Linked DNA regions of Homo sapiens: region 1 is linked to region 2. A link is a contact called in ENCODE Hi-C or POLR2A ChIA-PET data. All regions are on one chromosome and are shown on one strand. The core of a region is the stretch at or near the end of the contact, and the rest is flanking DNA. Distances in the headings are between cores, read along the strand shown. Region 1 overlaps MIR100HG (mir-100-let-7a-2-mir-125b-1 cluster host gene). Region 2 overlaps MIR100HG (mir-100-let-7a-2-mir-125b-1 cluster host gene).

Region 1 (2,700 bases), core at 121-2,620, 100 kb after region 2:
CAAAGCTCTGTCAGTATAAATCACAGAAGCTTTGATCATTGCTGAAGGTGGAGGATATGGGTTATAAGGTGGGCAGGATGGTCCCTACAACCTGCATAGGAGCAGTCTCCAGGGAGAGAAAGGAATGAAATCTCAATTCCTGTATAAGCTACACAGACATTAAGATGTTTCTCCCAAGCCCTCTATTTTCTACCAGTTTAAATCCAGCACATTCCTCAGAAGCCAATTCAAGACTGGCCTCATTCCATGAAACTTCCCTACATCCCAGAGCATGTCGTCTGCCCCCACAGTATCATCCTTCCACTGCACTGTGCTGTATTGTTCTCAAGTCACTCAGTGAATTATTTTCTTGCCCACTCAATAAGATGATATACTCCTCAAGGACTAGGACTATTCCTTTAGTTCTTTTGTATTCCCCACAGTGCTGTGCTTAGTATTGTGCCCACTCTAGGCACTTAACATATCAATGCCTGTTGGGTAAATGAATGGTTTAATTAATCCATATATCTGTAAGATTTCAGTAGGTGGGGAAAATAAAAAGAAGTGGCTCTGAGTATAACAAAATTGAGCCATCCCTGGCTGGGGCTGGACAGTTATCTTTAGGAGAGTGTTTAATACTGTATATTGGTTCTTATTTAAACAGAGGGCTTAGGGTCCTATATCTGGAGATTTTCATCTGTCTAGGGTAATTGAAGGGCACCTCTGCCTGGCAATAAGCGATGGTCTAGGAAGACCTTTCAAAGCCCTTTCCATTTCTAATTCTGATTCTGTAGATTAGGATGTGTTACCATCTCAGTCCAGAGAGTACATGGTGTGAATGTTAGCCAGTCCTTACAACAGTCCCTGAACCATCTCCTGCAAAGATCTCTAGAAACTCCAGACCCCTTTGTGAGCTCTGGAATGGGAGATGCACCCCAGCCCCCACCAAATAAAAGCATATTCCAGGGGCCACCAGAGTGCAGCCATTGGTTTAGCCTCATTAATGCTGGGCTTCTATGAAAGAGTGGGGAAGAAAGAGGATTGTTGCATAAAACTATTTGTCTAAAAATGAAACAAGGAAGATTCAGCCCAGAGTGCAGTGCTGCTTTACTTCCTTCCTGTTTTAATGGAGGTACAGCATGAGGTAATCTTTTAAGAAAGTCTTAACGGGTTGGAGTAATTTTATTGTACGTTTATTATTATTCTCATTTAGAAGACTCAGCTATTTTATTCCCAGTTAGGATTAAAGGGATCCTTTCTATTTACTTCTAACAAGCTTTAATATAAAACATAGGAACATAAAACTTGCCTCTCTAAAGGCGCCAATAGCCCATCAAATCTGATGTCACTGGTTCAGAAGACACTGAAACAAAAGGCCAGTCTCTGCCAAGCCAGGCATCTCACACAGCCCAGCAGCAGCAAGGCTGCCGGACAGGAAGGTCTGAGCCTCCACGCATAAAGCATCCATCACTCCCTGGACTCACCCCAGCACAAAGGACTCGGTTTTCTCCCATTAGGCAGCACGGTATGCCCTCTTACAGACCCCTTGTCACACTCTATGACCTCCTCAGTTGGTGTGGTCTTTGTTTCCCGCTCTTATTTTAAAATAACTCAGCTGGCATAGCATTGAAGCCCAGCCAAGTTTTTAATTTAAAAGTTGCCACTCTCTTGAAAGCCTTGGGTGAGTTTGCTGCTAGGCAGGTGCCATGCTTTAAAGCTATAAGAAGGCATTGTTTTTGTAAGTATTGTCTACCTGTAGAATTGCTTGGAATTATTTTGCTCACTTTGGCTTTTCTAGTCTCACTTGGCACCTTCTCCAGTCTGTCTGGCCCCCTCAACCCTAAAACCCCAGTTGGAGTTCAGTGAAATCAATTCACCAATGAAGGAAGAAAGTATTTAGAGACACAGAGTTCCCCCACGCAGCAGTCACTGGCAGCATAAATCACAGGAAACTATAGGAAGGGGCAGCAAAAACCCAGTGAGCTTAGTGCATTATGCATTCAGCCTGGAATAATGACCTCTAATTTATTTTAGCTACGTTGCTCTTGGGGAGGGATGCCCTAATCTCACTCTGAAGATTTCAGAATATTTTTCAGTTGTTCTTCTTGCCTTTAAACCCAGGAATATGGCTTATTCTCTATCTGTGGAGTAGTTAATCTACTCAGACATTTCCCCCTACATTACCATCTGCTCTACCTTGAATTTTTTACCTCTTCACACTACCCCAGCCTTAGCCTGCTCTGCTGGCTCATTCAGAGATCTTTAATTTCTCCTCTGCCTTTATGTCTGGTTGCTTATGTTTTGGAGCAGACAATAGAGGTGATATAGGCCATTATTCATGAGTAGCTTCAAGGGTAACGTGAGAAATGCCTCATCTCCTGACCTCTTTTAGCATAAGAATTGCTGATAAAATTCTGAACTGAAAAGAAAAGTTCTTCTAAGAAAAAATATTAGAGAGCTACTCACTCTGGAGCAGCTTCCTGGAGAAAAGACCTGAGGTGGGGAGGGCATCCATAAAAATTTTTAAAAATAAAAATGTTGCACACAAAGGAAAATATTGATTATAATTGACATCACCAGTTTATTACAATCCATGACAGCATCTGGGAATGGCAATGTAAATTCAAAAGAACTAAAACATCATGACAGCCAACAGTTGAATGGGACTATCTCCAAACCTAATAGACTAGGGGTCTCTCATAGGAAGCTGAGTGGGCCCTT
Region 2 (2,700 bases), core at 4-2,503:
GAAGCACTACCTCCTCCAGGAAGCCTTCCCTGACTACACAGCTTGAATTAGTGCACTTTCATATTCTCCCACAACACCCTGGGCACATATACTTCTCTCTTAGCAATCAGGAAATTATATTGAAATTGTCTGCTTGTTAGTCTCTGTCTTCTTGGTGACCAGGTACTATACTTTACAATCTTTTTTACTCCAGTATCTAATACAGTGCTGGCATAATGCAGGAATTTAATAAGTGTTTATTGAACTACATGGATGTGTATCTCTCTCTAGAGTATTTGCTAGCATAAACCCCCATTTGTATTTTATAAGGGTATCCCATAACCTCTGCTCTTAGGAAGTTCTATCTCATATCTAACTCAGTTCTCTCCTGCATGCATATATTTCTCTTTTTTCAAACCTTGGGAGACCACAGCCGGTCACGATCCTCATTCTTATCAGAGTGATCATAGAAATCACAACTTGCACTCATCATTGTTTTTCTCTCAGGTTCAGCTTTATTTTTTTTGGTCTGAAATCAGGAATGAACTTTCACAGTCTCAACTCTGGCCATTTTTCCTTTTAACAAACAAATAGAAAAGAACTTCCAAGAATGATTTTGACCAGATAGAGTCTGCTCCTTTTAACAAGATTGTGTGAAGCACCTACTGTGTGCCAGGCTGTGTGTGATGGAGAGGGAGCAAATGCATAAGTCCCTGACATCAAGAGATCTTCAACCTAAAACAGAGAATAATGGGGGTACTGAATTTAATTCATAAAAAGTAGCACCCCACTTTCTTGTGATCCCTTGGTTAGAATCACCAACTTTTATGAGTTTGTAGAAAAGCCCAGAGTGCTAAAAAGTAAAAAGCAAACATTCCATTTCTGAGCAATTTGGGAGAAACTAAATTTGGCCCAGTCAGGAGACACGTTGGGGAGTACCTTAAAGGATAAGTGTCAAGTGTCTGTTGACATTTCTAAAGAAATCCATTTGCATTTTCACTGCTAAGGAGAGGCCGGCCTCCACTGGCCACACATTCAGAAAGCTGGCAGGAGCCACTGGTCAGCAACCCCCAATCAAACAGGCTTCCTCTTTCTGGCCAAAGAGCTCAGGGTCTGCGTGACTTGAGGCAAGTCATCCAGGGACATTTGGGATTCTGATCTAGTGAGCCAGTGAAGACGGTACAGATAAGGCCCAGACAGAAATCTGGCAGCCTAAGTAACATCTGGTTGGTCTGAGGTTTGGACTCTGGCTGGGGCCGGGAGCCCAGGGCTGGCGACTGGGGAGCCTGCACTTGGAGCTGGTGACAGCAGGTGGCGCAGGAGCGCAGAAACCAACCTTCAGTGGGCCCTGAAAGAAATCATGGTGTTAATGCCACCCCAAACCACAGCCAAGCAAGGCAAAGGCGACCATGTTGTCCTCAAGTCCTGAAAAGGGCAAATTGCACAGATGGAGCAAAGAACCATAGATGGGCAATTCTCCGGTAAAGAAAAGCCAAGGTAGGTCGTCAGAGATCTAGGTAAAATCCTTCGATGGTCAAGGACTTCAGAACTTTAGGAAATGTGCAAAGAAAATGAAAGAGAAAGACAACACATAACATTAAGTTCAGGAGCAATATAAGAGCTCCTGGAGAGGAAAGGCTCAAGTCACTTTGAACCCTTAGGGCAGCTGATGAGCCAGGTATCATTCTCCAAATAGCCTCTCCTTCCCTCCAGCAACAAAACGCAAACAGAATATTCACAACAAAAACCTCACCTATTACAGTTAGTAAAGCCTCGAAAATCAACATTTTTAAACAAAAAATGGAAATGTTATCTCCTTCTTAAAGCTAGTAGAAGGCACCTTCTTGTTGCCCCAATCTCTGCATAAGTTCTCCTCCAAAGCATATCACTGGGGGAAGAAGGGAGAAAGTTCCCCTCCAGTAAGTATCCAAGGTTCTTCTGTTTGTGTGCCCAAAATGGGACAAAAAAGCATAGTCCTACTTATCTATTTACCTAACACCATAAGTCGAGGAATTTTAAGCAGCTGATTCTAAAAGCTAGAATAAAAGCGTTACACACAAGATACGAGACAACCTCCCTCCAAAAGATAACGGGCACAAGCAGTAGACTGCTGAGATATGCAATGGAGAATCTTCCCTCATCCACTTAAGCAGTAAGGGTTGGCTTTGGGATAAATCTCAGGGAATGCAAAGAATATTACTTATTTTTCCATTTGGTTTACTTTCATGTTGTTACTTCTCTCGTGGGAAGTAGATGCCTAAGCTCTGATGTATATAAATCCATTTTCAGTGTTTACTTAAGTACATATACATACACTATAGCAAAATGTTGCTTTGCTTGAAAAATCATTGAAACATTTGATGTGTTTGCTCTCAATCAATATTCTGCAAAAAGCATCTGGGTTCGCTGCTCAACTAGGACAGTAGACAAGTCTGGAGTCTTTTCCATGAGCCACCTGCCACTTGCCAGCTCTATGGGGTCCCACATCACAGTTGTCCCAGTAGCAGACAGTATAAGGGCTATGTGATTTAGGCTGCAACAAAGGGTGATGACAGAACAGAGAAAGGCAAGGTGAATTCCCTCTGAATGTGACCAGAAAGGCTTCATGGAGAAGGACACTCCAGTTGTTTGACTACTCCATGCCTTTGGACATGTTTTTTTTTTTTTTTTTTTTTTTTTTTTTTTTGCCTGAAATGCCATTCCTCAACTCCCACCATCATC

The links. A loop is a pair of places that touch in the nucleus more often than their neighbours do. ChIA-PET counts read pairs that join two places held with the same protein, here RNA polymerase II (POLR2A). Pooled maps may share reads with other maps.
Region 1: a loop to region 2 is called in a map of IMR-90, with 2.6 times the contacts of the local background. The contact joins two enhancer-like sites. A Hi-C loop is called at or near these places in 4 of 168 maps with a recorded cell type or tissue (IMR-90, aorta, head of caudate nucleus and 1 more) and 2 of 50 pooled maps. POLR2A ChIA-PET finds 5 or more read pairs at or near these places in 1 of 52 experiments (BJ).

Annotation. Positions count from the first base shown.
Region 1 is chr11:122,318,966-122,321,665 of GRCh38, forward strand. All of the region lies in intron 1 of MIR100HG (mir-100-let-7a-2-mir-125b-1 cluster host gene), which reads right to left. Among named protein-coding and RNA genes, the nearest start is that of MIR100HG, 100 kb to the right of the region's middle. Within about 2 kb of position 1,371, at least 3 of the 41 ENCODE cell types and tissues checked have a DNase peak (open chromatin) inside an H3K27ac peak, as active enhancers do.
Region 2 is chr11:122,214,305-122,217,004 of GRCh38, forward strand. All of the region lies in intron 2 of MIR100HG (mir-100-let-7a-2-mir-125b-1 cluster host gene), which reads right to left. Among named protein-coding and RNA genes, the nearest start is that of MIR100, 63 kb to the left of the region's middle. RefSeq lists an enhancer at 1,346-1,395. Within about 2 kb of position 1,254, at least 11 of the 41 ENCODE cell types and tissues checked have a DNase peak (open chromatin) inside an H3K27ac peak, as active enhancers do.